2 separate regions of the Homo sapiens genome follow, and region 2 is linked to region 1. A link is an interaction called in ENCODE POLR2A ChIA-PET data of the cell type or tissue named here. Cell type or tissue: OCI-LY7. All regions are shown on one strand. Links, peaks and the distances in the headings refer to the core of each region. The heading gives the core; the rest is flanking DNA. Region 1 overlaps RNF150 (ring finger protein 150). Region 2 has its middle 45 kb from the start of TBC1D9.

Region 1 (15,616 bases), core at 5,885-8,384:
GTCATTGCTTGGCAGAATATCTGTGGTCTGTTATCCTTAGTGAAGTGACAGGCTTGGAGAAGCAGGGTAATGTGGGGACCATGTGTGCTATATAAACCAAAGACTGATCACCATCCAAATGAACACATGTTTCTTCCATTGACTAGTTGAATTTTCTCCCAATGTTCTCATAAATAAAAGCGAAGGTGGGTTGCATGGTTGAATGAAACCATTAAACCTTATGGGGTTTTCTGTTGCAGACTGTTGATTGACCTTACTAAATCCCGAAATCTAAAAAATGAATTGTGGCCTTAGTACCACACCATCTTTAAAGTCTAGTGTTTAGTCCCCTTTTCCTTCAAAACTTTCCAACAAATCTAGCGCTTTACTGAACTCAGAACATTGTTCTCTTTGAGAATGTGAAGATTTTAAATAGCCAAAGAATTTTCATGTATAAGAGCTAGCTAAATATAGTATATCCTGCTCTTTCGAAGAAGATACAAAACTGTTGCCTGTACTAATGGGTATAGTAGAGCAGTTGAAGAACTAACACATACATGGACTTTTCGGTCTGAATTTGTGTTGGCATCCATGGTACTTACTGTTCAGTAGGATGTTATTGCAAGGAGCAGAGTGCCCTCTGCTGGAGTAATCGCAATTATTCTTGCAGCAGATTAATTTGACTTGGGTCATGAATTCAACAACCAGTTACTTGCCTTTCATCATACAATTTCTTCGGTAGTTGAGAATTTGGTCTACATTTATCAAATGAGGAAAGAGTGTCACAAACTCTAAAAAGCTGAAGGAGACCCCACAGATCTTCTCACTGTCAGCAGCCCTTACTTCTGCAAAATGTTGAAGGATAATGTTGCTCTGTTTGCAAAGAAGATGCCTCTGGCTAGAATGTTTGTGCAGTTATAAGCAAGGGACTGCTTGTTTTTGTAAGTTATCTCAACTTTATTCTTGTGAAATTGCAAAGGAAGATCAATAAAAAGACTTCATATGAATGTAAATGGTGTGAAATACTGATGTGTTTTGTACATGTACATAATATATTTACTTCCTGCTTTCACATTAGTAATCTGAGATGGTTCTACCATTTTATAATTAGAAGGAGATGTAGGGGTGGGAGTGGGGAGGGACTGTTATTTTTATAGAGGGGTGTCCCTTACATTTAGAAAATGAAATAATTTTGTATTTGTGAAAAGTTACATTCCATCCATTTTCTGGAAAAAAAAATGGGTATTGTTCTTTAAAATGTTCATGAGCTGGGAGGATGATTATTCTGGTTTCCAGGGGAAACTCTCAAGCAGTACATATGTGATACTCAGTTTTGTAGACTGCAGACAATAACCAGCAATTGCCAGTTGCAAAAATGTGAAAAAGAAATAACTTATTTTAACCACTTTGTACAGCATATTATTTCCCACTAGAAAAAAATCTGCAAATAATGAATTTACAATTATAAATAATCAGACATGACATCATAAATCAATCTTCCTCCCTACTAGCAAGAGGAAATTCCAATGGCTTTTTTTCCATCCTAACACAAATTACTTTTATTGTAAACAAATGCTTGCAACAAAATGCTTTTGTTGTAAAATGATTGATGTTGGGGTAAAGTCTACTTAGCTTCCCCACAAGGTCTTTCTGGCTAGTCTGCAGGTAGTAGATGATGGTTCCATCTCGGCATTGTCTATCCTCTCCATATTCAGACTGTGTGACTGAGCTTCCTTGATTTATATAGCATCTGACCCAAAATCACAAAAAAGTCACTCCTGATGACATTTGCATGGGGAGTCTTTCATTTGGACTTCAGTTCTTAATTGCCGAAATAAGTACTAGTGAATTATGTAGCGTTTTTACCCAAAACTAATCTTCTGTACAAAGTTGTGTGCATATTGAGATGATTAGTTAAGGCAGTGTAGTTTTTTAAATTTTTTCTGTATAAATTTCTTTCCTTCTTCCCCACCTCAGGCACCTACCCTACTCCTTTCAGAGCACTTTATATCCCTCTTGAAATACAAAGAAATTGAAAAAAAAAAAAAAGTAACTGTCTTTAAAGGAATTTGTCTTCTATTAGGAGACACAGACTTTTATTTTGCTTTATTCTATTCTCTTTGTACTTGGAGAGCGTAATCAACTTGTCTCATAATGGGCTAGTGATGAAACAAGGGTGATAGTTGGAAACAGTCATTACAACATGGTTATTTTTGTTATATAGAAGACTATCATGTAAATAAGTGCAATCGTGTTCTTACGTACTGGCTAAAAAAAAAATATTGCAACTATAAGGATTTTTAAATGAGGGTTGTGAATTCCAGGAAATTTCACTGCAAAATTTCTTTTGGTTTTGTTTTTTAATAAAATGGAACCAGATGCTTGTGTCTGTGTCATCTGTATTCCCTGACTTTGTTGCCTATCCCTGAGTTGCAGAGGTGGTGCTATGGATTTCAAAACATCATATTTATTGTTAAATCACAATTATGTCCAAAGACCAAGGATAATAATAGCTTCCTTATTTTTCTCAGGTAAGTCAAGTGGCAGGCACCAACCTTCTCTTAGCTCTGCTGTTCTAAGGGAATTAAGAGATTTTAGCAATTCTGAAGAAGAATGGCTGTGAAATGAGCTTGAGGTGTAGTCTGGCAAGAACTGAGCACTATGCTTATGGACTATCTCAGGCAAGTTTATACTAGGCAGAGTTATACCATGGGGTCTGCCAGATGGGCTGGGGCAGACAGATTTCTTCTTTATATTTGCTAGTATATTTCTAAAAGATTTTAAATAGCAATTCCTTGGGATTCGCAAGGGAATATGAAGAAAATTTAAAAGATGGAGCCTGCTGGCCTGGGAAGGTGGAAAAGGAAGGCAGGAAAGGAGAATGGCCCTCTATTCATTGGCCTCACCTACTGGAACCTGGTAGGCCTTTGGTTGTGGCCTAGCCCCCCCGTGCCTGGCCCAGCCGAGACTCCTGACACATGCACTTGAGGAGCAGCCAGGATTGGACATGGCCAGGCAGGAGCTGTGGGTTTCACAGAATTTGCTAGCAAAAAGAAAACACAAACAGTATTGAGTGCTGTGGCCTCCTGGAGCTGCTGTAGATAAGGAAAACATTAGTGCCCGGAGGCTTTACTCAGGGCCAGTCTATGCTTAATTTGTAGGCAGGAAGATACTCTAAGGGGATTGCTGGGAACATTCATGACTATGCCAAATTAGAAGGCACTTTAGACTTTGTTTATGCTTCCATTATTGCAATGTTTATCTGCCCAGACACTGTGGGTATGAAGCTATTACCTAGGACCTGGAAACCATCCCTCCCAACTTCAACTTCCATCATCTTTCCACTAGACCAGGGATCCCCAAATGAGGAAATGTGTTCTGTGGGATGGGATATGTTAGAATTTACAGCAGGCTCCCAAGTTCAATTAAGTTGGGATAAGGCTTCATACAACTCATATTAGCTATTAATAAATTTTTTGTTTGTTTTGTTTTGTTTTGTTTTGTTTTGGTACAGACAGGGTCTCGTTTTGTTGTCCAGGCTAGTCTTTAATTCCTGGCCTCAACTGATCCTCTCACCTTGGCCTTCCAAAGTGCTGGAATTACAGGCGTGAGCCACTGTGCCTGGCCGCTATTAAAAACTTTTGAGAAGTCTTCAGTAAGGTCACTGATTTAACTCTATAATTCAGCTTTTCCTGAAGCTGATTGACAATAAAGCCCCATTTTATCAAGGGTTATGTTTTTCCACATTACACTGGAGACCACTGTGTGGAACATGTTGGTGTTCAGACTTTAAAAAAAAAAAAAAAAGCTGCCAGACATCATTTGCTGTAAATCTTGCATATTCCACAGACCCTTGCCTCTCTTGTCCCTGCTCCTAGTTGACAAGGGGAAAGTCAGGTGATGCACAGTGAGCAGTATTAGCCTGGGGCCTGCTTCACCTGGGGTGGGTGTGACCTGGGGAGAGATCACTGGGCACTTCCCAGAGTCACACGCATGCCAGGGCATCAGCCTGGCTTCACTGGGCATCAGCCTGGCTTGCTATCATGCTGTGCCTGAAGGCGGAGGCCCCATCCCACCTAGAAACTCCACTTTGTGGGCTTTTGTTTTGAGACTTAATGCAGCATATTCACACATTTGAGAATGGAACATTTACAACCCCAGATTTTGACAAAATTAAGTAGCTAAAAAAAAAAAAAAAAAGAAAAAGAAAACTCCCCACAGCTTTGTAATGGGCCAGCTGGGTCAGCTTTGCCGCTTAACTCTTATTCTGTTAATACCTATGTTTGGAGGACTGTAAGCTAAACCATCATTCAGAAGACACAGAAGTATATTTAGTTCTGTTTATTGTTATTGTTGTTTTGTTTTTAGTTTTTTTTGAGATGGAGTCTCGCTCTGTCACCCAGGCTGGAGTGCAGTGGCACAGCCTCGGCTCACTGCAACCTCCGCCTCCTGGGTTCGAAAGCAATTCTCCTGCACACAGCCTCCCGAGGAGGAGCTGGGATTACAGGCACCCACCACCACACCTGGCTAATTTTTGGAATTTTAGTAGAGATGGGGTTTCACCATGTTAGCCAGGCTGGTCTTGAACTCCTGGCCTCTAGTAATCTGCCCACCTCGGCCTCCCAAAGTGCTGAGATTACAGGTATGAGCCACTGTGCCCGACCTAGTTCTTTTCTAAGTCTAATAATTCTTTAGAAGCCAGTGTTAGTAGTGCTACTCATCTCCTTGAATAATGCATTGCAACAAATTGGGGAACAAAGGGTAGGGAGAGAATATGAGTCATTTTTGCTCTGCGGTAATTACTATCTACAGAAGAGTGAATACCAATTAAGAAACTCAGGTGACTGAGAGAGGTCTCCTCTTTATGAGACATTTTAAAACACTAGTTCCATCATTCTTAGTGATCCAACAACAGAAGCAATTTGACCTCTTATTTCATCACACTCACAGGTAGTAGAGAGCCTCCACCAAGTCTCACTGTAAATCTTTGTTCTTGGCTGTGAGAAGAATCAGGGAGAAAGACCTTTCCACCGAGCCACCAAAGATACCATGGGGACCCTCTGCTCACTGTGATTGCATCTCCCCTTGTTGGCTTTCAGTCACAGCACCCTAGCAAAAGAAGGTGCCGTCCTAAATCTCCAACCAGTGGTAGCCTGTATCTGCTGGCATACAGGGAGGTACAAATTAAACGCCTCAATCTCTTCGGACCTTCCTGTTATGGAAGACACGCCCCACCTTCCCCCACAGGGAACATGCCTGATTAGTCATAACCCTTAAACTAATCACTCCCGCTGTGCCTCCCTCTAACATTCCCACCTTCTTTGTTCTTAAGGACATTTACTAAATAGGCAAGGGGGAAAGCAGAGCCAGGTTTCATTGGCGGGCAACTGCACTTGGTTGCTATGAGAGCTGTATACACACACAACACAGCTGTCATTGATATTATAGATCTAATGGGAGCCAAGGGTCTCAAATCTCTAAGGAGAAAAACATAATTCAGAGCTTTGGCAATGGTATCCATGTCTATAAATACATGTGAGAGCAGAGAAGTGAATTAGAGAATGTTAGAACACAATAGAGTTAGACCTGAGAATAAAATTGCATCACTCTGGGCCTGGACCTGATGTTTTTTATGCCAGCAAAACTCCCAGTTAAATATAATTTCAGGAGACCTTTACCTGAGATTGAGGTATAATGCCAGGACCTAAACACACACAGGACCTGACTCACAGAGCTTCCTTTATGATAAGGAAAGTTAAAGGTAGTCCATTTGCCTCTTATCATATTTTCTTTCCCTCTTTTTTATCTCCCTTGTTTGAAACAAAAAGGTGGAGAGGAAAAGGGAGGACATTAATGAGGGATGGACTCAGGACTAGAACTTGGGTTTTCCTGACTCCACTGCCAGAGTTCCTTCGGCAGCACCATGCTGCTTTCATAAATGGGTAAGCACCTCCTGACCACTCAAAAATATAAGGAATGGAAAGCAAGAAAAGCTGCTGGGCATGGTGGCTCGTGTCTGTAATCCCAACACTTCGGGAGGCCAAGGCAGGAGGGTTGCTTGAGGCTAGGAGTTTGAGACCAGCCTGGGCAACAAAGTGAGAGCGCTGTCGCTAGAAAAACATTAAAAAATTATCCAGGCATGGTGGCATGTGCCTATAGTCCCATCCACTCAGGAGGCTGAGGCTGGAGGATGACTTGAGCCGAGCCGAGCCAGGGATGTCAAAGCTGCAGTGAGCTATGATTGCACCACTGTACCCTGGGTGACAGAGCAAGACCCTGTCTCTATAATAAAAAAAAGAAAACTGAAAGTTTATGTATAGGAAGATTATGTATAATCAGGAAACACTCCCTGAACAGGAACAAGTCTAGTCTGGAAGTACTGGAAGTAGAATAGGATGATGCAACCACTGTATATAAGCAGGGACACCTGCAAACACACACACACACACACACACACACACACACACACACACAACCCACAAGGTGAGTCCCCACAGAATGCTAATTTTAGCTATGCAAGGAAGCTCATTATTTTAAGACCCCAATGTGTGTTATTTTCTAGACTCGCCCCTTCAAAATATGATTAGTCATGGAAATACTGGATAGAAGAGGGTGGTTTCCCCAGCAAAGGTACCACCCTCAAGCCTGAATACCTGCGGCCCTAAATAAGGACAGACATTCCTGTTTTTGCACCCAAAAGTTGCCTTCTGGCCCACAACGCCCCCTGTCCTGTACCCATATAAACCCCAAGCCCCAGGCTGGGAGAGAAGAGAAGGAACATCAGGAGAAGTTTGGCTGGGGATGGTCAGAGAATCAGCAGCTAGACAGCCAAACTCTAAGGAAAGATCATCTTTTCACTCCATCTCCTGTCCAGCTCCCCATCCATTCCACTGAGAGCCATCACCACCACTGAATAAAACCCCCACATTCAGCCTTCAAGTTAATGTCGGACCCAATTTTTTGGGATGGCTGGACAAGAGCTCAGGATACAGAAAGTTGTCATGCTGGCCCCCTGCCCTTGCAAAAAGGCAGAGGGCCCACTGACCTGGTTAACCCTTAAGCCATCCAGAAGGGCAAGACTAAAAGAGCACACTGTAACATGCACCCACCTGGGCTTTGGGAGTCGCAGACACCCACCCCTAGACACTGCCATGGGGCCAGAGCCCCAAAGCAGTCACTCTGGTTCCTGCACCTGCCATCTTCATGATCCTCCTCCCATAAAAGGGGTTTGAACTCACCAAACAGAGAGCCACACTCCTGTCGCATGTGTTGAGAAGGGGTGCAAGGGAAGTCTCCCATTTCAGTTATATCATACTTCCCAGCACTGGCTCACAGGCCAGTGCATAAGAAGGCCATCCCTTCTTATAGCCCTGCTATGGCACTGAGACTTGCTCGACAGGAAGTAAAGAGCGAGGATTCTTTTTCATATATTAAGAGGTGCTCAATGTCCAGAGGAACCTTCCAAGTAGAGAACTCCTAAAAACAATGGATAAAATATTAACACCTCCTTTAAGACAAAGAGCTAAGCTGGTAGGAATGTAAGATAAATTCTTGGACACCAGAAACAGTAAGAAACTACTAGTCTATTCAGAGGGGAACAGGACCACCAGAAATAGAGTTTGCCCTGGGTGCCTATGTTTATTTAGCTTTCATGATCTAGGGGTCTACAATTTTTTTCTGAAAAGATACAATTTTAAAGATAATATTTTGGGCTTTGTGGGCCACATATGATTTGTCACTTACTTCATTGTTGTTGTTTCTTAGCAACAGTTTAAAAATGTAAAAGCCATTCTTAGCTGAAAGGCCACACAAAAACAGGCCACAAGAAGGGCGTGTGCTGCTCCTACAGGAGGAGCTCAGAGACAAAGCTCAGGCTCAGAATCAGAGACTCCAGCACAAAGCCAGCACCCAAAAGAATTGACACCCTTCGTGGGTAAACTGGAAAAAAAAATATGCTTACCAGAAGGAATTGATATAAGTGTTTACCAGTGTTGGCCTTGGTTCTAGTTAAAAAGGGAAAAAGATAAAGTCTCCTCCAACACCCCAAGATACCTTAGCCATAGACAAGCCTTCTCATGGGCTATGTATCAGAATCCAAGTACTTATACGACCTAAAAACCCAAAGTACGAATTTAAACTTATTGCAAACTGATAGTCACATTCAATGTTTAGTAGAAATGAATGCATATATCCTCACTAGAGGAATACTGTTTAAACCAGGTCTCAAAGGAATTCTCACAAACCAAGTTTGAAGGAATATAAACTCACCACCAAAAGCTCAAAATACATAAGGAAACAAGTCACAGTGAGGAAGAGGGTTGCAGAAAGATTGATGATACGAGAAATAATTGGTTCAAGATATAGGGTAAGTGTTCTAGGGAACCCTACAGGTGATTCTAATGCACCTTGAAGGTGTTATTGTTTTTAGAGACAGGGTCTCACTCTTTCGCCCATGCTGGAGCACAGTGGCACGATTATAGATCGCTGCAGCCTCAAACTCCTGGGCTCAGGTGATCCTCCTGCCTTAGCCTCCCAAGTAGACCTGAGACTATAGACCCATGCCACCATGTCCAGCTAATTTTTAATGTAATTTTTTTTTTTTTTTTAAGAAACGGGGTCTCACTGTACAGGCTGGTCTCAAACTCCTGGCCTAAAGCAATCCTCCCACCTCAGCCACCCAAAGTGCTGGGTTTGTAGGCATGAGCCACCATGCCTGGCCTCATCCTAAAGTTTGAAAACTACCATTCCAGTCACTTCAGAGCTCAATAGCACAACTACCAAAATCAAAGTAGGAAAGCGGGACAAGTAAAATTGTTTATTTGGTTGGTCTACTTTGATCTTATGGTAATGAACTTGGAGGAGACTAAATTTCACCTATAAAATGATGGCTTGAGACTAAAGAAGAAATAATCAAGCCTGTCCTTATACTTTACCCACAGGGTCCCATAGGAACCAACCCTGACCTCTGTCTCCCACTCACCTCTATCTGGACACTCTCCACCTGACTCACAGGGCTGCAGCCACACTGTGTCTGCTGGTTTAACCATGTATCCTGGGGACCTAGAAGGAGCTCAGGGAACATCGTTAAACTAGTAACTGAATGAATGCTGGAGGCTCAGCTTTTTAGCCCAAAACACCAAGTCCAGGCTGGCATATTAATGGAAAGAACTGCCTGCTGAGGACTTGCTGCTACTGACTCTGAAGAATAACAGTGACACTAAAATAAATGCATAGTGCTTATCATCACTGCTGTCATCTTAACGTTAGTAATAATAGTGAACATTTGCATGGTTACTATGCACCAGGCACTAGTCAAGTGCTTTGCATGCATCATATCATTTCGCCCTTACCATAACCCTTTGAAGAAAGTACTATTAGTACCCCATTTTACAAATTCTGATCATGAAGCTTAGAAAGTAGCTTGCCCAAATCACACAGCCAGTAAGTGGCAAAACTGCTCATTAATCCGTTTTCTGGCTCCTAAAAGCTGCTCTTCACCACCATGATATATTATCCTCCCTCATCTGAAAAAAGAAGCTGACAGGTTTCTGTCTTTATCTCTGTAAAATAAGATGAAAGATATTTAAATTTAAATTTAAAAAAACAAGTCTGGTGTGGTGGCTCATGCCTGTAATACCTGCACTTTGGGAAGCCCAGAGAGGAGGATTGCTTGCAGCCAGGAGTTTGAGACCAGCCTAAGCAACATAGCGAGACCCTGTCTCTACAAAATAATAATAATAATAATAATAATAATAATAATAATAATAATAATAATAAAATAAATTAGCTGGTGTGGTGGCACGCACCTGCAGTCCCAGCTACTCAGGAGGATCGCTTTAGCCCAAGAGTTTGAGGATCCAGGGAGCCATGATCACACCACTGCACTCTAGGCTGAGTCCAGAGCAAGACTCCAAAAAACAACCACAACAACAACGACAAAGCACCTTTGCAGTAGAGAAATATAATAAACACTATCTCAGTCAGGTTGTCAAAATTAACATCAACAATGATGCATACATAAGTATGTAGCCTTGATATGATGTGATGAGAATGTTACTGGGGTTTTCCTCCCAAAAACCCATAACACAATCCTGGTAGAACCATGATAAAAACACCAGACAACTCCACACCGAGGAACATTCTACAAAATACATGACCAGTATTCCTCAAAAACTGCTAAGGTCATCAAAAACAAGGCAAGTCACAGAAACTGTCAGAGACCAGAGGATCCCAATGAGACAAGGTAATTAAATGTAATGTGATGTCCTCAATGAAATCCTGGAACAGAAAAAGGACATTAGGGGAAAAGTTACAATGATAGTGAAATCTGAGTAAACTCTGGAGTTTAGTTAATGGTAATGTACCAATGTTGATTCCTTAGTTATGACAAATGTACCATGGTAATGCCAGGTGTTAGCAACAGGAAAAACTGAGTGATGGAAATACAGGAACTCTCTGTACTGTCTTTGTAAGTTTTCTGTAAATTTAGAACCATTCTAACAGGAGTTTTTTTTTTAAGGAGATACTATTATCAAATATAACAACCTATTGAATTATTAGAAGCAAAGAATTCATCTCTGATGACACTGTGGAGTGTCCTCCGTTGGAAATTTTAGGAATAAAACAGAAAGCTCAGTACCCTGAAGAATTTAAATGTTAGTCTTCTTGAAACATAACACTGAACCAAATTATTTCTTGACATCAATTATATTTTAAGACTATACATTTGTGATTTTTATTAATTGTTACAATGACTCTTCAACACTGAGTAACTGGAAAATTTGCCAAATGAAAAGTTAATCTTTTGTAATTATATGTCAGAGTTATCACAAAAATAATGAGTAGGTGTCTCAGCTACGGCACAGTAATTACATTAAACATTGGCTGGGTAAAGAACCAAACGTTACAGAACGCTTGCTGTTTGTGTTGGTATTTATGTAGTTGAGCTGTTTCTCCCAGTAGGGGGCTCTGTTGACCATCAAATGGAAAAGATGCCCTGGCGTTAGGGAACAGAGTTTTTTGGATTCTACTTTGATTAGCGTTTGTAGGGGTAACTTTGAGGAAGAAAAACCTTTCACAAATCTTCTCCAGTTAGAAAGGAAGATTAGACAACACCAACTAATGTGGTTGGGGGTAGAGGATGTTTCAGAGAAGAAAGAAGGTATATTGGACCATACCAGAAAACAGAGACCTTCAGAATGCTCTTAGGCCTAGATATTGCTGAAACCATATATGCTCAAATGAAAAGCAGGTTTGAAGTGATAAAACTAGAAATGCCATATCCCACTTTCAGGATATGTGTTCCTGAAAGGTAATATTGGAGAAATGTCCTTCTTATACATTTTTTAATTGAGATAAGGTCTTGCTTTGTTGTTCAGGCTGGTCTTGAACTCCTGGCCTCAAGCAATCCTACCTTGGCCTGCCAAAGCACTGGGATTACAGGTGTGGTCCATCACACCTGGCCAAAGAAATATTCTTGAAGTATCACTTACATACTCATTGATTGACCACTAATGCCCTATTCCACATAGCATTTCACAAGATAGCTCATGCATTTAATTCTTTATCTAAATGCAGGAGCAAGAGCAGCCTCTACACACACACACACACACACACACACACACCCACACCCACACACACACATACACATTGACCCAATAAAAAATTTTAATGATCTCCCATTTCTATAAGCCCAAGTACAGAAGAGAATTCTTGATTGGTTTCTAAGTCCTGCTCTACCTAGCCTCTGACAACATCTCCAGAATTATCTTAAACCACTTTCCCACTCACTCTGTGTGTTCCAGCCCCACTGGCTTTAACATCTTCTATTTCTAACATGCAGAGCACCATCCACTACAGGGCCTTTGCACAGGTTTTCCACACAGCCTTATTGGTCTTATCCTATTCACCTCCTTCTATTTAATGCCAATTCATTCTTTGGATCTCAGCTCAAGAGCTTTACCTTGAAGAAAACTTCTCTCACCCCTGGATTAAATATCCCAGTTAAACGTTTACATAGCACCTTGTACTTGGCCATTATAGCTCTAATGACAGGTCTACTCCATGTATTAAACAATGTTTAGTATTGATAGTTTGCTTATGTGGTTGTCAGATTAATACCAATTCTCCAACCTAGATTGCAAATTACTTGAGATTAGGATCCATGTTTTTATTCTCCATGTATCCCAGTACCTAGCATAGGACCTGGCTTAGCACAGGTTTTCAACATATATTTGTTGAATAAATGATTGAAGGAATGACCATGCCACACACACATTCTCAGGAAAAACAACACTTGGATTTCAGAATGTACTACTTCCAATGGGGAAAAAAAATCCTGCTGACTTCAGAGGGAGTAAAGCCAGAAAGACAAGCAATAAAAGATGGTATCTTTGCCCAGAATGTGTAGGTTCTCTGACATTCACTGCCTTACCAAAGCCCATCCTGTTTTCTGAAATGCTGAGTCAGGTTATTTGGAGAAATTCTTTTGGCAAAAAAAACCTCTTTTTTGTTTGCTTGTTTCTATAAGCCAGGGAACACCAAATATTGCCAGTAAACCACCAGAAGCTAGGGAGAGGCACGGAACAAATTCTCCTTCAGGACCCTCAGAAGGAACCAACCTTGCTGACACCTTAATCTCCTCCAACTTCTAGCCTCCAGAACTATGAGACAACACATTTCTGTCATTTAAGCTAAAAAACAATTTAATGTGATAAAATATAAATATAGATAGAATATATACAATGTATCTTAAAAGAATCAAAGCAGTGACAAGATAGGAAGGAAATACCAGACCTACCATGAAGAGAAGTCAGCATCCCAGAAGCACAAATGAAGACAGAAGCTTCTTTTCCTCTGAGAGTAGTTATCCACCCTAAAAATACTGGATTTTCATTTTAGTGGCCTCCTGGCACTGGAAGAAAAAAATCAACTCCCAGAAACCACATAAAATCGAAAGCCTAATAAGAGATTCACCCCTTAAATAATCTGTAAAGACCCCCCCCCCCATAGACCAGTCCTAGCACAGAACCACAACCTCAGTTAAACTCTCCTGAGTATCCTGTATTTTCCAGGTAATTTCAAGGCTTAAATTTAGTTTAAAGTTGTCTTAAACTGGTAGTGCCTCTAGATACCTTGCAGAATCAAATACAAATACTTTCTGGGAAAAAAAAGCCAATTTCATATTAGGCATCAAAAAATTTGTCCAAAACTAAGCCAAAAATAGCCAGATACACAAAGAAAGTAGATGTCATAAGAAATATCTGGCAGAATACAGACCACAGAAACAGAACTACAAAGACTTCAAGTCTTAGAATTATATAAATTAACTGTATTAACTATATTTAAATTTTTTGTTTAAAAATTAATAACATCTGAAAGGAAGGAGAAACTATGAACTGACATATATTTTTACAATTTAAAGTATAAAACAGTTTTTGAAAAGGATCAAATGGAACTTTCAGAAAAAAAGTAATAAAATACCAAAATTTAAAACTCAGTAGATGAATTGGTTTATTAGCAGATTAGACACAGGTGAAGAAAAAAATTAATATACTGAAAAATAGTGGGGGGACAACTATTCACAATGAAGGACTGAGTGACAAAAAGATTGCTGATACAGAAAAAAAGGTAAGGGACATAAAGAATACCACAAGTGTTTAATGGGTATCTCTGAGGGTAAGAAGGAAAAGAATAAGGCAGGGACAGTATTTAAAGAGACAATGAAGATTTTCAGAACCAATGAAAAACACTATTCACAGAATCAAAAAGCCCAGTGAATTCAAAGCAACAGAAATTCATAGCACCACATACACATAATAGAAAAGAAAAAAACTTAAATCAATAATCTAAGCTTCCCCACAAAAATTAAAATTAAAAATAATCTAAGCTTCCACCTCAAAAACCTAGAAAAAGAAAAGCAAAATAAGTAGAAGGAAGAAAACTATGAAACTACAAAAAATTAGAAAATCAATGAAATTGTGAAGATGAAGAGCTTCTCAAAAAACATTTCAAGGTAAGAAATGAAATTGGAAACAGAAAAATGATTGAAAAAAAATCAATGAAACAAATAGCTGGTTCTTTGAGCTTAAGCCCAGGAGTTCAAGACCAGCCTGAGCGACATGGTGAAACCCCACCTCTTCAAAAAAAATACAAAACTCAGCCAGGTGTAGAGGTGCATGCCTATAGTCCCAGCTACTAAGAAGGCTTAGGTGGGAAGATTTTTTATCCAGGAGGTCAAGGCTGCAGTAAGCAGTAGCCCCACCACTGCACTCCAGCCTGGGTGACAGAGTGAAACTGTGTCTAAAAAAATAAATAAGTAAAGAAGAATCAACACCAATTCTACAAAATCTCTTCCAGAAAATAGAAGCAATCCAAGCAACTCTCAATTTATTTTCTGAAGCGAATATGACCCTGATATTAAAACCAGACAAAGACAGCACAAAAAAAAAACCTACTGGTGAATATTCCTCATGAATATAGAGGCAAAAGTCCTTAACAAAATATTAGCAAATAGAATCTAGTAAAATATAAAAAGAATTATACACTGTGATTGCTATGGTATGAATGTGTCCTTCCAAAATTTATAGTGAACCCTAATCCCTATTTTGGTGGTATTAAGAGGTGGGTCCTTTTGAGAGGTGATTAAGTCATGAAGGCAAAGCCCTCATGAATGGAATCAGTGCCCTTATAAAAGAGATTAATGGGAGTAGCTTTGCCCTTCTGTCATGTGAGGATGCAACAAGGCACCATCTATGGAAGCAGAGAGCAAGCCCTCACCAGACACCAAATCTGCTAGTGCCTTGATCTTGGATTTTCCAGCCCCTGGAACTATGAACAATACATTTCTACTAAATTACCTGATCTCAGGTATTGTATTATAGCAGTCTGAATAGACTAAGACAATGGCCAAGTAGAATTTATTCCAAAGATGCAAAGCTGGCATCATGTTTAAAAATTAACCAATGTCATCTACAATATTAACAAATTAAAGAAGAAAAATCTCATGATTGTATCAACAAATGCAGAAAAAGAATTTAGTAAAATGTAATACCCACTCACAAGTGAAAAAAAAACCTGAAAGAAAAATAGGAATAGAGGGGACTTTCTCAACCTGATAAAGAGCATCTATAGAGAACATACAGCTATCATTATACTTAATGGTGAAAGACAGAATGCTTTCCTCATAAGACTTAGAACATGACAAGGATGTCTGCTCCCATCCCTCTTACTCCACACAATGCTGGAAGTTCCAGCCAGTGCAATGAATCAGGAAAGGGAAATAAAAAGCATAGAGATCAGAAAGGAAGAAATAAACTGTCCCCATCTGCAGATAACATGATTACATAGAAAAGCCCATGGACTCTCCAAAAACAAACAAACAAAAACCTCTTAGAACTAATAAGTGAGTTTAGCAAGATCACAAGATATAAGATTAACATACAAAAACTCTATTGTATTTCTATATGCTACCAATGAGCCCATGAACATTGAAATTAAAATACAATGCCAGTGGCAATAACAAAAAAATAAATACTTAAGTGTAAATGTAACAAAGCATGTTCACCACTCACTTACATGCTACAAACTACAAAATGCTGGTGAAAGAAGCTGAAAAAGAACTAAATAAATAGAGATG
Region 2 (15,616 bases), core at 7,005-9,504, 54 kb after region 1:
GTGAAGGTATGTAATGCCACTGACCTGTACGCTTAAAAAAGGTTAAGATGGGGCCGGGCATGGTGGCTCACGCCTGTAATCCCAGCACTTTGGGAGGCTGAGGCAGGCGGATCACAAGGTCAGGAGATAGAGACCATCCTGGCCAACATGGTGAAATGCAGTCTCTACTTAAAAAAATACAAAAAAAATTAGCCGGACGTGGCGGCGGGCACCTGCAGTTCCAACTACTCGGGAGGCTGAGGCAGGAGAATGGCATGAACCCGGGGGGACGGAGCTTGCAGTGAGCCGAGATCATGCCACTGCACTCCAGCATGGGCGACAGAGCAAGATTCTGTCTCAAAAAAAAAAAAAAAAAAAAAAAAAGGTTAAGATGGTAAATCTATGTGATAAGACAAAAACTTCAGCTGAATTAAATTTAAAGAAGTTTAATTGAGCAATGAACTATTCACAAATCAGGCAGCCACGTGGTGGAAGATTCATGGACAGAATAAGGAAAGGGAGGTTCGGAAACAGCTGGATTGGTTACAGGTCTGCATTTGCCTTATTCGAACACCGTTCGAACGGTTGGCTACATTTCATTGGCCAAAACTTGGTGATTGGCACAACTGTAGGCTATGGTCTGTTTACACCTCCACTTGTTATAGTTTACAATGTACAGCAAAACCTTTAGGCTGAACTTAAAATACGTAAGGAGGCAGCTTTAGGCTAAACTTGATTTAACATATGTGTCTTTTACCATAATTCTAAAAGAGAAGATTTAGGGCTTCAGGGTTAGCCCAATCTGCGTTCAAATTTATGTCTACCACTGACTAATGATACTGCTTTGACCTTGACCAAATTTGTTAGGCTAAGAGCCAACTTCCCCATCTCTGAAATGGAGATGATAGTATCACCTGCTTTACAATGTTATTGTAAGGGTAAATAGCACAACATATGTAAAACTCTGAGCCCAACACTCAGCAGATGGAAATGTTGAAAGAATGTTGTTTATATTATTAGCTGTTATCTTCTGGGAGAAGAGAACTGAAACCTCTAAGAGGAACTAACAGTTTGCAATGCTCTGCTTTCTTTGGCTGAAGTTTTCATGACCCTCTGCATAAATAAACGAGTTTAAAAAAAAAAATCTTCTCAGTTGTGCAGATGTTCCTTTCCAAATATCCAAGTTACTCCAGGAAGCAGGAGAAAACAACTCCAAATCAGAGAAGACTGGACACATGAGTAGAACAGGAATAAAGTAAACATATCTTAAAATGCAAATAAACATTATCTGCAATAATGCAAAATGAACTTGCAACCATCTCGATTAAATGGGGGAAGAAATCCTGTAGAGTCTAACAACCAGGAGGTGGTACACGGCGATTAGCTGTCCAGCACCCTTTAACTTAGGCTGGGTTTAATGCTACTAACAGTCTATTTAGTTAGTATGCCCTCCACTGTTTGAGTTTAGAAAATGTGACAATATTCATAAGTTCCGCCAAGGTTGGTTCTTCTGTCCTACTTTTCCCATAAAACCTGTTACCCCACCATGGAATTTCCTACTACTTTTTAGGCTAAAGTTTCCGGAAAATAACATTTAAGTTTTATGGAGGGAATTTTGTTGTATCATTGGTTACTTTCTAAGTGATTGTTTCTTCCCAGTACATTTAATTTAACTGTCACCAGTTACACTCGAGTAACAGAGAACTCTGTTTTCTATCTGCAGTCTTCCCTTTGACTGTATCAAACAATGCAGATCTTCAGCTCTGCCACTACGCCAATATCTCCCAGCTCAATCCTTGGTCTTCAACAAACAGGATTTCCACTTACCTGCTCTAACACCTGAGGATAGATGAATATTTTCCTGCTTACCCAACACACTTTGACCCAAACTTAATCTACCAGTGTCTTTGCTAACCAGCTCACCTATGCTGCCTGGACCTCCTGTTTCCAGGTGGGAAACCAGGACTGCCATATAGAACCCATGGCCTGATGGCAGCACCTGGCTCAGCTTGCCAAGCTCTATGCTTAGGGAGGTGACTTTATCCAGTTTTCACAAAAGTTCTGCCCAGGTTGTAAATGGTCTAGTGGACGATCACAGATACCGCTATCTGTAGAACCTCTCTTTGCCATCTGGGTCACATCCAGTCGGTTGCCAAGTCCTGAAAATTATACCTCCTTATTAATTCCCACATTTGTATTCTCTGAAAAGCCCTGCTCAAGCCCTCAGTATTTCATGCCCTACACACAAAGTTCTAAATCATAGAGTATCAAAATATTCTATGGAGCTTTATAAAGTGCACACTCCCCAGCCCCATTTCTGGAGACTGTAAATCCACAGATCTGGGATGGGGACCGGGCATAGTTATTTTTAAAAAGCTCTACAGACAATTTTGATGTATGACTCTCTCTGGTTGAAACTACAATATTCAGCCTCTGGTCCCTCAACCCCCTCCCTCCCAACCATAGTTGACCATTTAAACACTGCTGTCCAGTGCATCTTCACTGTGAAGATGGTACTGCACTCTTGATCTTTGGGACAAAATTTAGAATCAGAACAATAACCAGAGCATATACTCTTTCCTCTTAAAGATCGCAAGTGATGAGGTTAATGACGCAGTTGGAGAAAATTCTGGTCTGACTAACACTTTCATTAGAAACTTGGTTGCTCTGCTTGGCTGGCTAGGTGTTTGTTTCTCAAGTTTCTCTCCATCCTGGCCATTGCTATCCTCTATCACTAAGACCATTGCAATAACCTTCTAACCGGTTTCCCAACCTTCTGTTTTACTTCCTACTCTGCACTGTCACAAGTGAATCCATTCTCTGCACTGCCCACAAGTGAAATCATTCTGGACGTAAATTTTAGCAAAACATTAATTATGTTTAAAATTCTACAGCGATTTCCCAGTACCTTGTGAGAAATTCCATACTCCTACCAAGGCCTTCCCAGAGCTGGCCCATGACTAATTCTCTTGCCTTATGGCTGGCCTTTATCCCTTATGTCCACTAGGCTCAAGGACCCAATAAAGTTCTTGTAGGTCCACAAATGCTTTGTGCTTCTCATCCCTGCACCTTTCTTAATTTTTTTTTAAAATAGGGATGGGATCTCACCATGTTGACCAGGCTGGGCTTGAACTCCCGGACTCAAACGATCCCACCTTGGCCTCCCAGACTGCTAGGATTACAGGTGTGAGGCCATCACACCTGGCCATCCCTGACCTTTCAACGCACTGTTCCTCTATCTAAGATATTCTCTCCAACATATCCCCTTTCCCTTTCATCTGACCTATTTACCACTCATCTTCCAGCTTTCAACCTTCAACACTTCCTCACAAGTCCTTCCCTGGCCTTTTTTTAGGATCAGCCCCTTTACAGTGTGCTGGGATGGCATCCATAGTTCTCTTATCATCTCATCATCTTAATGGCTCCTTTAGTGTCTGTTTCCCCCATTAGACTGCAAACTCCCTGAGGGTAGGACCATGTGTAAGTTTATCACTGCTGTATCCCCATGTCTGAAGTGGGCACATGGCTTGTGCTAGATACATGTTTACTGGAATAATAAATGTTGAGATCAGCAGAAAAATAAAATATGTTGGTAAGCATTTTTATGTGAAACAATTAAATAAAGTATATATACATCTATTGATCCAATACTCTGTGCTAGACATTTTTCTAGGGCCTTGGAAAACAAAAGAACAAGATGGGTTCTCTGACCTCCTGGAGCTGACAATTTAATGCAGGAAATCAATGACTATAATCCAAGTCCACCGTAGCTTCAGTAAAGGTTATAAAAAGTGCCTAGAGTTTTATATATCAACTCTGGAAAAAAGCAGTGCTATAAATATCTAAAACAATGATTCTTGAAGGTGGGCTCAAACTATCCCATAGCCTTCCATATGTATTCTTTAGGGGCTGCCTGGGTTCCTCTCCCAGCTCCACTATTTTTTATCTGTGCAACTTGGAGCAAGTTACTTAACTTCTCTGTACTTCAGATTCATAATTTCTATTAGTACAAGGATTAAGAAATTAATGTATTAAAGTGTTTAGCACAGTGCTTGTCACATACTAAGGGCTCAAAATGTGAGTTTTCATCATTATTATCAAGACTTAATACAGGTGGGTGCCAGTGGTTCACGCCTGTAATCCCAGCACTTTGGGAGGCCAAGGCAGGCGGATCACTTGAGGTCAGGAGTTCAAGACCAGCCTGGCCAACATGGTGAAACCCCGTCTCTACTAAAAATACAAAAATTAGCCAAGCATGGTGGCATGCACCTGTAATCCCAGCTACTAGGGAGGCTGAAACAGGAGAATCACTTGAACCCAGGAGGCAGAGGCTGCAGTGAGAGAGATCACACCACTACACTCCAGCCTGGGCAACAGAGCATGACTTCGTCTCCAAAAAAAAAAAAAAGACTTCATAGTTACAGGAAGTTTCTAAGAATAAAATTTGATGTTTGTTGGTCAGGCACAGTGGCTCATGCCTATAATCCTAGCACTTTGGGAGGCAGAGGGGGGCGGATCACGAGGTCAGGAATTTGAGACCAGCCTGGCCAACATGGTGAAACCCCGTCTCTACTAAAAAATAAAAAAAATAGCTGGGTGTGGTAGCGGGTGCCTGTAATCCCAGCTACTTGGGAGGCTGAGGCAGGAGAATTACTTGAATCCAGGAGATGGAGGTTGCAGTGAGCCAAGATCATGCCACTTCGCTCTAGCCTGGGTGACAGAGCAAGAATCCGTCTCTAAAAACAACAACAAAAAAATTGATGTTGTACTGAAAAATTAGCATATTCTAGAGTTTATTAAGGACTGTAATTCAATATTCTACTCAGATGACTGTGCTAGGCAATGCTTGCTAATGTATCAAAGTTCCTATTGCCCATGCACCTGCTCACATGTGGGTTGGAATTCCTGAAGTTTTCATGAAGCACTTCTTGTCATTAATGTTGCCCTGAGATAGTTATATTTTTTATTGTGGCTCTCTTTGTTCTTTTAGCTATCAATTCCCATTAGTTTAGCTTCATTGTTACCTATTTAGTTTATTATTGGTGATCTGGCTGACTCAGAAATTATTAAATAGATGCATCAACAATATTTTCTCGGATTATAATTTTTCAATAATTATACTTTTAAAAAAGTATACCTTGCAGTTCATACTTAAGTGACTGCATTCCTATTGGACACACAAATGGAAACCCTTCCTTTTTCCCTCTCAATTGCTTTTATAATAACTCTTCATTGCTATTACTAAAATAACTAAATTATTTTACAAATAGAAAATTGAAGTAGGTGTTCTAGATGGGCGAAGGAGTCTCTTGCACATTCTAAGTAGACCTAAGTCAAAAAGCCTTGGACTGGCCAGGCACAGTAGTTTATGCCTGTAATCCCAGCACTTTGGAAGGCTGAGGCAGAAGGATCCCTTGAGCTCAGGAGTTTGAGACCAGCTTGGGCAATATAGCAAGACCCCATCTCTTAAAAAAAAAAAAAAAAACTAGCTGGGCATGGTGCACACACCTGTAGTCTCCGCTATTTGGAGGTGCTGAGGTGGGAGGATCACTTGAGTCCAGGAAGTTGAGGCTGCAGTGAGCCAAGATCATGCCACTGCACTCCAGCCTAGACAACACAGCAAGACTCTGTCTCAGAAAACAAATCCTGGCTGGGCACTGTGGCACACGCCTGTAATCCCAGCACTTTGGGAGGCCAAGGAAGGCAGATCCCCTGAGGTCAGGAGTTTGAGATCAGCCTGGCCAACATAGTGAAACCCCATCTCTACTAAAAATACAAAAATTAGCCAGGTGTGGTGGTGCATGCCTGTAGTCCTAGTTACTAGGGAGGCTAAGACACGAGAATCGCTTGAACCTGGGAGGGGGAAGTTGCAGTGAGTCAAGGTCACGCCACTGCACTCCAGCCTTGGTGACAGAGCAAGACCCTGTCTCAAAAAAAAAAAGAAAAAGAAAAAAAGAAAAAGAAAAACACAAATCCTTAAAATAAGAAACAAATGATTCACACGAGCACACACACACACAAATACACTTAAAACAATGTCTGGCATATAGAATGTACTATGTAAGTGTTTCTGTTATTATTTAGCACAATAGCTTTTGACCTTTTTTTAAAAAAAAAGATGGAACTCCCTTCTGTGGTAGGCTGAATAATGACCCTCAAAGAGATCTACACCCTAATCCCTGCAGCCTGTGCATATTACCTTATACGGAAAAGGGGTCTTTCGAGATGCGATTAAATTATAGCGCTTGTGACAAGGAGATCATCCTGGATTATCCAGATGGGCCCAAAATGCAATCAAAGGTTTCCTTCTAAGAGGGAGGCAAAAGGAGATTTGACATAGAAGAGAAAGAGAGAGATGTGATAATAATAGAAACAGAGAGGGGTTTGATGATGCTATACTGCTGGCTTTGAATAGGGAGGAGCTGGATGTGGTGGCACGCACTTGTAGTCCCAGCTCCAGCTACTAGAGAGGCTGAGGCAGGAGGATCCCTTGAGCCCAAAAACTCAAGGCTGCAGAGAGCTATGATCCCACCACTGCACTCCAGCCTGGGCAACAGAGCAAGATCCCATCTCAAAAAATCAAACAAAAAATAAAAGAGGAAGGAAGGGACCATGGGACCATGAGCCAAGAAATGCCACCGGAACTGGAACCACATAGAATTTCCAGAGGGACACAGACCTGTGACCCTTTAACTTTATGTAGCCTAAATGGATTTTGGTCTTAGGGCTTCTAGAACTGTAAGAGAATAAATGAGTGATGTTTCAGAGTAACAAATTTTACAGCAGCCACAGGAAACTAATATAGGTCCTTTATTTCTTTAAATCTTATCTGAAAGGTTATTTTATATTATTACATTTTATTACATCTCAGTAACAATCAAAACTTTAAAAAATTAGTGGAAGAAAGATTAAGCTGTGGAAAGAAAGGTCAGAACAGGTCTCAATTGAAAAAACTGCTACTACTTTCTCTTTGATAAGGGTCCTAGGAATCTCTTGGGGGAAAGCTTCAAACTGTAGTAAATGCAGTTTGGAGGAGTTGTGGTGTAATAAAGTAATGCAGCTTCTTACTCCAAAAGCAGACGCTTCAAACCTGCAGTTATAAAATGAGTAAGCTGGAGACCTAATGTGCTGCGTAGTGACTATAATTAATAATGTATCATATACTTGAAATTTGCTAAAACAGTTGACCTTAAGTATTCTCACCACACAAACACACACACAAAGGTAAGTAGGTGAGGTGATGAATATGTTGATTAGCTTGATTATGATGATCATTTCACAATGTGTATGCATATTAAAATGTCATGTTGTATCATAGTTTGCCAAGAGTAAAAGCAAAAAAAAAATCACTTTGCATACCTTGAATAGGTACAATTTTTGTCAATTATACTTCAATAAAGCTGAAAAGGCCAGATGCCATGACTCACGCCTGTAGTCCCAGCATTTTGGGAGGTGAGGCAGGAAGATCACCTGATGCCAGGAGTTTGAGACCAGCCCGAGCAACACAGCGAGACCTCATCTCTACCAAAAAATACAAAAATTAGCCAGGTGTGGTGGCACGTGTCTATAGTCCCAGCTACTCAGGAGGCTGAGGTGGGAGGATCCTTTGAACCCAGGAGATCAAGAGTGCAGTGAGCCACTGCACTCCAGCCTGGGTGACAGAGCAACGCCCTGTCTCAAAAAAAAAAAAAAAAAAAAAAAAAAAAGCTGAGAAAATAAAAACAAGCCAAAAGGTATGTCTTTGTGTGCTTCAGGATTAAATTTTGAGATAAGACTAGCTTACACACTGCAGGAGGACTAAACAGATTGTACTTCCCTTATATAATACTTTTATTATAATGTAAATGATGATGGTATACATCTAATGTCTGAAAGTACTATTGCCTTACAATACTAAACAGAGTAAATAATGTACCCATTCTACACATGAGGAATCCATTTTTCCCAAAATGAAGAAAGTGATGTGACTTGCCCAACATCACAGATCTACCAAGGGATGTGGCTGGAAATCTCCTTCTGCTAAAATGCTCAAGAAGGACATGACCCAAAATGCATTCGTGGCTCCCTTAGACAAAAATCCTTTCCAGAGGGGAAGAGCACCTGTTTTTACAGTGAAGGGGAAGGATGTAGATGTGTCTGGGCGGGGAGCGGGCACAGGAGATGTTTTTCACTTCCCCATTCCAATGTGAATGAGGGGGCAGCCCACACAGCAGACACTGTGGGAAATGTTCAGCTGCCCAAAGAGCTGTCCCCCTCTCCTGCGTTCCTGTCTCCCCCATTTGCAGTCCCAACTTAAAGTTGAACCAACTTGTGTGTTTTCTTTGTCCTGACAAAAGGAAAGGGAACTAATCCTCATTGGCGTCATCCTCTGTGCTAGCATTTGGCATGAGTTTTCTTACTGGTTCTGGAAAGCCAGGCCGCATCACAGCAGCTATTTAAAAATCCAGGTCTGGAACTTGAAATAATGAATTTGGTAACCATTAGCATGGAAGAAAAACATAAAGCCAAGAAACCTCCTTTAAGAGAGAAAACTAGGCAGATTGCTAGTGTCAAATTGCTACAGAGAAGTAAAAAAAAAAAAAAAAAAAAAAAATATATATATATGATTGGGAAAGGTCAGAAGATTTGGAGTGCATAATAAAATTGGAATGACCTAAAGCCCATCTGTTTTGTGGTGTGGTGTATAGTGGATTAAGCTCATGGGCTTTGAAATCAGATGGTCTGGGTTTACCTGTGTATTCATTCATTGTGTAAATATTGATTTGGTATTACTATTTGCTATTCTCTGTACTCATGGTGTTTATATTCTAGAAGAGATAGATAACAATCATGTAAACAAGTAGATATATAATAAATACTATTGATTAATTCATTCTCCCAATACATACTACAGTTATCTAGGAGATAGGGTCAGAAAGGCAACTAAAGCCAGAGAGTTTAGGATCTGGTAGTCCATTGTGAGGGCTGTGGCTCTTACTCTAAATGAGACAGGAACCTATTGGTGGGTGTTGAGCAGAAAAGTGACATGATCTGACTCATATTTCTAAAAGATCACTTTGGCTGCTATGCAGAGAATAAGCTGAAGAAACCTAGAGCAGAAGCAGGGAGATCAGTGAGGAGATTATCACAATAATCTCGGCGAGAAGCAGTGATGGTGATGAGGCCGGGGGAACCCCATGGAGGCAGTGTGAAGTGTTTGCAGCCGGGATCTAAGTTGAGGGTAGAGAACAGGATTTCCTGACAGATTGGGCAGGAGGAATGAGAAAAGGAGAGAAGTGAAAGGTGACCCTAAACTTTCGCTCTGAGGGATTGGAAGACTAGAGGTGCCATTCATTGAAATAAAGAAGACTGCAAGAATAACAGATTGAAGGAAGGCGGGAGGAAGATCAGGGCTCATTTTTGTAAGTTTATGGTAAACTCGAGGAAGTTTATAGACAGCCAAGTGGTATGTCAAGTTGGAAATTGGTTATCACAGCTTGGAGTTCAGAAGAGAGGTCCATGGACTAGGCGTGAGGGCTCATGCTTATAATCCCAGCACTTTCGGAGGCTGAGGCAGAAAGACTGCTTGAGGCCAGGAGTTTAAGACAAGACTGGGCAGCATAGTGAGACCCCCATCTCTACAAAAAATAAAATAATAAGCTGGGTGTAGTGGCATGCAGATGTAGTTCCAGCTACTTGGGAGGCTGAGGCAGGAGAATCACTTGAGCCCAGGAATCCAAGGCTGCAGTGAGCCACGATTGAGCCACAGCCTGGGCAACAGAGTGAGACCTTATCTCTAAAAGAAAAAAAAAAAAAAAAAAAAAAAAAGAGGTCCAGGCTGAAATAAACAGCTGCTAAACTAAAAGGAAAAATGAGGCAGGCTGTTGGAGATAAAGATCAATAAGGGTTAAGGATGCCATTCTAGATAGGAGAGCTAAAGACCTCACTGAAAAGGGATATTTGAACAGAGACCTGGTTGAAGGGAAGGAGAAACCCACTCAGTTATCAGAGGGAAGGGGAGCCCAGCAGAGGAAAGAGCACACTCAGGACTAGTGGAGAGCATGCTTGGCTTTGAGAGGAAGAGCCAGAAGTTCAATGGGGTCACCAAGAGATGGCCTGGTAAGGATATAAAACCAGAGAAGTAGCAAGGGATTACATCATGCATTCCAGTCCTTGCTCTGCCACTTGCTAAGAGTACACCCTGGCTGGGTGCAGTGGTTCATGCCTGTAATCCCAGCACTTTGGGAGGCCGAGGTGGGCAGATGCTTGAGGCTAGGCATTTGAGATGAGACCAACCTGGCCAACATAATGAAACCCCAGCTCTACTAAAGATACAAAAATTAGCCAGGTGTGATGACACACACCTGTAGTCCCAGCTATTCGGGAGGCTGAGACAGGAGAAACACTTCAACCCAGAAGGTGGAGGTTGTAGTGAGCCGAGATCGTGCCACTGCACTCCAGCCTGGGTGACAGAGCGAGACCCTGACTCAAAAAAAAAAAAAAAAAAAAAAAAGAGTACACCCTTAGATAAATTACGTACCTTTTCTCAGCTCCATTTTCTTTATAATGGGGTAGTAATGGAACTTACCCACTTAGGATATTGAGAGAATCAGATGAGATCACGTACACAAAGCATTTAACACAGTGCCTGCAGCATAGGTGAAATTTCCCGGGTATTCACTAAGTACATTTCAAAGTGTCCTGCAGCATCTCCTGTGTGGTTTCTGGGTGAATAATTTCATCTCTCTGGGAAGTTTGGGTTTTGTGGTTGGTGTTAGGCTCCTCAGCTCCTCAGCTTCCATTTTGCTGGTCCTGCTGGCACAGTCACCCATCTGGTAGTTTGTCCTTGATAACCACAGCTCATGGGCACTTTCGGATGGGCAGGGGAGTCTGGGAGATCCACAGTCACTGACTTGAATTGCAGATGGTGTGACTCCGTGCTCACCCACAACCTCCAGCTCGTTGGTTCTAACACTGGATCTCCCCCCCGCCAACAAGGGTTACTCCAGGGTTGGCAAGACGTCCAGTCAAGTCATTCCATCCCCAGATAAGCTCTCACCAATCTCTTGGCAAGAAACCCAGTCACATCTGGCCTTGACTAATGATATTAGTCTTCACCCTGAATCTCAAGGGAGCAATGTCCCAGAGGCTTCTACTCTGGATGTTCCTTCCTCCCTACTCAACTGGCATAAAAAGGGGAGGGTTAAAACACAGAAGTTTGCTCTACTTAAGCATAGCTATGTTGGGAAAATGCATTTCATTTCATACATCAAATGTAAGTTAAGACCCCCGACACAATATCCTGGGAACACCCTGATGCAAGGTTAAGGGGGGAAAACTGTAAAGATTGAGGGAAAGAGAGAAAAAGGAGAGCAGATAAAATGAATTTTTATTAAGTCTTACCCAACATTGAGTCAACCATTCAGAAAAAAAAAATCAGATAATATGCTAATGACTACAACCTAGCCAGATGCTAACACACACCCTCTATTGTGCTTCAGAGTGAACCAGGTTCATCCTTTCTCAGGAGAGTCTGACCATTGCTCTTCCAATTTTCAGTACGAAAATGTGATAAGGAATGAGACCAAGTCAAGGGCTACGGAGAACAGGAAAAGCTGAATGCAAGCAACAATCTGACTGTCAAAGACGAACTAAGCTGGACACTAGCTAAAGCCAGAAGGATAGATTTTATTCAGTAATAACTATCGCTATAGGGAAGGAGTCCAGCAGGAACTGAACTTTAGCTTCAATGAAACAGAAGGAAGAGACTTTTTTTTTTTTTTTTTGACAGAGTCTTGCTCTGTTGCCCAGGCTGGAGTGCAATGGCGCAATCTCAGCTCACTGCAACCTCTGCCTCCCGGGTTCAAGTGATTCTCCTGCCTCAGCCTGCCAAGTAGCTGGGATTACAGGCATGCGCCACCACGCCCGGCTAATTTTTATATTTTTAGTAGAGACAGGGTTTCGCCAAGTTGGCCAGGCTAGTCTCAAACTCCTGACCTCAGGTGATCTGCCCGCCTCAGCTTCCCAAAGTGCTGGGATTACAAGCGTGAGTCATCGTGCCTGGCCTTCAACCTGAAGAAATCTTGTCATATGTCTCCATATATGATCTCATGTTCTCATCCTTTAATTCCTTTTCTTTCATTTGAAACAATGTCCTAATTTACTTCAGTGTAGAAAAATGGCCTCCTGATAAAAAGATTGTAAAACATGCTGAGAAACCTACTAAGAAAAAGATTGTAAAACATTTCATCCCTTATATGTTAATTAGAATATGGACAAAGTTGCTGTAACTGAAGCCCAAAATAACAGTAAACAAGGAGTTCATTTCTCTTCCATGTAATAGTCTGGGACTGGCATAGCAGGGACCCAGGCTCCTTTAACCTGGTTACTCAGCTGTCTCTAGGATAGTACATGCATATTGTCTAGGGTGGATCCTGTGACCACATTCCATAAAGCAGGTTGGAGGAAGAAGCAGGAAAGAGATTTAAGAACATGTCTGGGAAGTAAGACATACCACTGCTGGTCTCTTGGAAGTCTTATTGCTGTAGAAGAAGGGAATATTTCAATTATGTATTTCTATGTAACAAACTTTTCCAACACCTAGTGGCTTAAAATATATCAACTTTTTATTATCGGTCATAATTATGTGAATTGAATGGGCAGTCCCTCTACTGACCTTGCTTAGAGTTTCCCAGGCAATTAAAGTCAGATGATGGTTGCAGCTATCATGTCCAACATGCTCACTCGCATCTGCAGTGCCTTGGTAGGGACGGCTGGAAGACTGACCTCAGCTGGCATGCGTGGAGTGTTGGGCCTTTCCATATAGAAAGGTCTCTCCATAAAGACTCAGGTCTCTCCCTTTCCATAAGACCTTTCTGCATGATCTCTCTTAAAGGGTGGCCTGACTTCTTAAATGGCAGCCTAGGCTTCCCCAAAGTGCAAAACTTTAAGTGCCAGACCTTCCTAATGCTTAGGGCCTGGCACAGCCTCACTTCAACCACATTTTATGAGTTAAAACAAGCCTCAGGCCTAGCACAGATGCAAGGGGAGGAGACTGATCAGGTGTAGGTCCTAGGGCGCATGGCACATTGGAGGCCACTGCTGGAGCTGATTATGATAAGATGTATGTATACTGAGTATATGTATTTGTTTGCTAGAGCTGCCATACAAAATGCCATAAACTGGGTGGCCGTAAACAAAAGACTTACTATCTCAGGGCAGGTGCAGTGACTCACACCTGTAATCCCAGCACTTTGGGAAGCCGAGGCAGGTGGATCATGAGGCAAGGAGTTTGAGACCAGCCTGTCCAATATTTGTGAAACCATGTCTCTACTAAAAAAAAAAAAAAAAAAAAAACCATAAAAATTAGCCGGGCATGGTGGCGCGCCTGTAGTCCCAGCTACTCGGGATACTGAGGCAGGAGAATCGCTTGAACCCAGGAGGCAGAGGTTTCAATGAGCCAAGATTACGCCACTGCACTCCAGCCTGGGGGGCAGAGTGAGACTCCATCTCAAAAAAAAGAAAAAAGAAAAAAGAAACTTACTATCTCTGGAGACTAGAAATCCAAGATCAAGGTGTCTGCAGGCTTGATTCCTTGAAAGCTCTGAGAGAAAAAAAATCTGTTCCAGGCCTCTCCCCTTGGTTTGTGGACTGCCATCTTCTCCCTTTGTCTCTTCATGTTGTCTTCCCTCTGTGTGTATCTCTGACCAAAATTTCCCCTTCTTACAAGGACACCAGTTATACTGGATTAGGTTCTACCCTAATGGCCTCTTCACTTTAACTTGATTACCTCTGTAAACATCCTATCACCAAATAAAGCCACATTGTTAGGTATTGGGGGTTAGGACTTCAACATAGGAATTTTCAGGGTGCATGATTAGACCCATGACACTGAGGAACAACTAACAGTCTTTGATAAGCTTTGCAATACATTAACCTTTTACTTCCCTAGAAATACGTTGATAATAATTTCCTCCTTGCATTGTACTTTTTATTATTTCTTGAAAAAAATTGGACATTTAAAATATATTTTCTACTTTTTGCCTGTGTACATTATCTTATAAATCAAAATTGTCACTGGCAACACAAAGTTCATGTCACGAAAAGGCAGAAATATGCAGTTCCAATTTTGCTCTGTCTGTTCTGTTAAAGAGCCTCATATTCAGTTTAGAAAGAAATAACAGGAAACTTTAGCCTAAAAACAAGTGAGACAATTTAAGAGAAAACTTTAAGACCTCTAAATCAATATCAGGGCCCAAAGGAATTAAGTTTTATCATTCTAAGAAAATATGAAAAATAAAGCATCCTGTTGCTATAGAGTTACCTGATTATATCAGGTCCTCCTGAGCCTGTCATAGCAGATGATGTACCCAAAAACAACATAGGCTGGAATACTCATCTGCACACACAGGAAATATGTACAAAGACGGTCATTGCTGCTGCACTGTTTGAAAGAGTATGAAATAGGGGGAAAAGACCTAAATGTTCCATTCTCATTAGGGGTTTGCTTATATAAGACATAATGTATCTGCACCATGAAATAACGCAACAATTTTTAAAAATGCAGCTGTATTATACGTAGACAAGGAAGATCTCCAAGACACATTGTTGAGTAATACAAAGTAAAAAACTAAACACACAAACAATATGTATTTTCTACAATTATATGTAATGCATATACATATATGTGTGCACATATATGTATGTGGATATATATATTTGTACTTATATACGTGTGTGTATATGTGTATGCATAGACATGTGTGTATACACATGCATGAAAGTATATAGGAGATAAAAGCTGTGCAAAGATATGATTCTCTCTAAACAGAAAAAGAGCCAGAATTGAGGATGGGGAACAGTCCAGAAATGATTTTATTTATAATGACTTAATTTTTTTACCAGGATATTATATTCATTTTTATATGTTTAATAAAGATCTAATGTAAAAATGTAAGAGAAGCAACACAGCGCAGTGGCTAAAAGCATAGACACAGAAGCCAGACTATGAATTTGAAGCCCAGATTTGTCACTTTCTACCCATGTGACTTTGAGCTGTTTATCTTCTCTGCATCAGTCTCCTCAATAATCAAGTAAGAATAATGTTCCTACTTCAGAGTGTTATTATGAGGGTTCAAGTATTTTTAAATAACCTAAAAAACCCCTGATGCACAGTAGGCATATTTGTTAGTTTTTAACTGTTTAAAATGATTGATTAAAAATATTTTCTGAAATAGAAAGGACTATAATGGGATTTGCTGAATGAGGGTGATTAGGATATGGCCATTGGGAGAAGGGATAGGAAATCGTAACACAATACACAGCAACCCTCTTCACATTTGACTTGTTTGTTTAGTTCTCCCCTGCCCCCGCTTCCTTGCTGAATTTTTCTTCTTGATCCTTTTCCTATGTGGAGCTACCTACCCCCACCGGGGTACCTTTGGTTTGGCTTCTCTGTTCAGTATTGCAAAGGGCTGACCGCCAAGGAACAAAGGATCTCAAGCAGAATCAAAGGGTAAGAGAAAAGGAAATATTGCAGATACACCTCAAGTTCTTTCTTTCACCTTGACATATGGATCATCTTTTTGCCTTTTCCAAGAACAGATGGCAGTTGCCTCAATGCCAAAAGTGACAGAGCAGATAGTGAAGCTTCTGCAAA

The links. Peaks named below come from ENCODE experiments on the same cell type or tissue, not always from the same donor. Only the 100,000 strongest peaks of a DNase experiment are listed, where the experiment ranks them.
Region 2: POLR2A ChIA-PET joins it to region 1 with 6 read pairs; 3 of 35 experiments call an interaction of 5 or more read pairs at or near these places.

What each region holds. Positions count from the first base shown.
Region 1 is chr4:140,846,549-140,862,164 of GRCh38, reverse strand. It overlaps RNF150 (ring finger protein 150), which reads left to right. Exons shown (of 7, transcript NM_020724.2): 7 at 1-2,358. Among named protein-coding and RNA genes, the nearest start is that of TBC1D9, 98 kb to the right of the region's middle. In OCI-LY7, for the core only: no CTCF peak of the experiment used is centred there; no DNase peak of the experiment used is centred there.
Region 2 is chr4:140,793,419-140,809,034 of GRCh38, reverse strand. No RefSeq gene overlaps it. Among named protein-coding and RNA genes, the nearest start is that of TBC1D9, 45 kb to the right of the region's middle. In OCI-LY7, for the core only: no CTCF peak of the experiment used is centred there; a DNase peak (open chromatin) is centred at 8,124.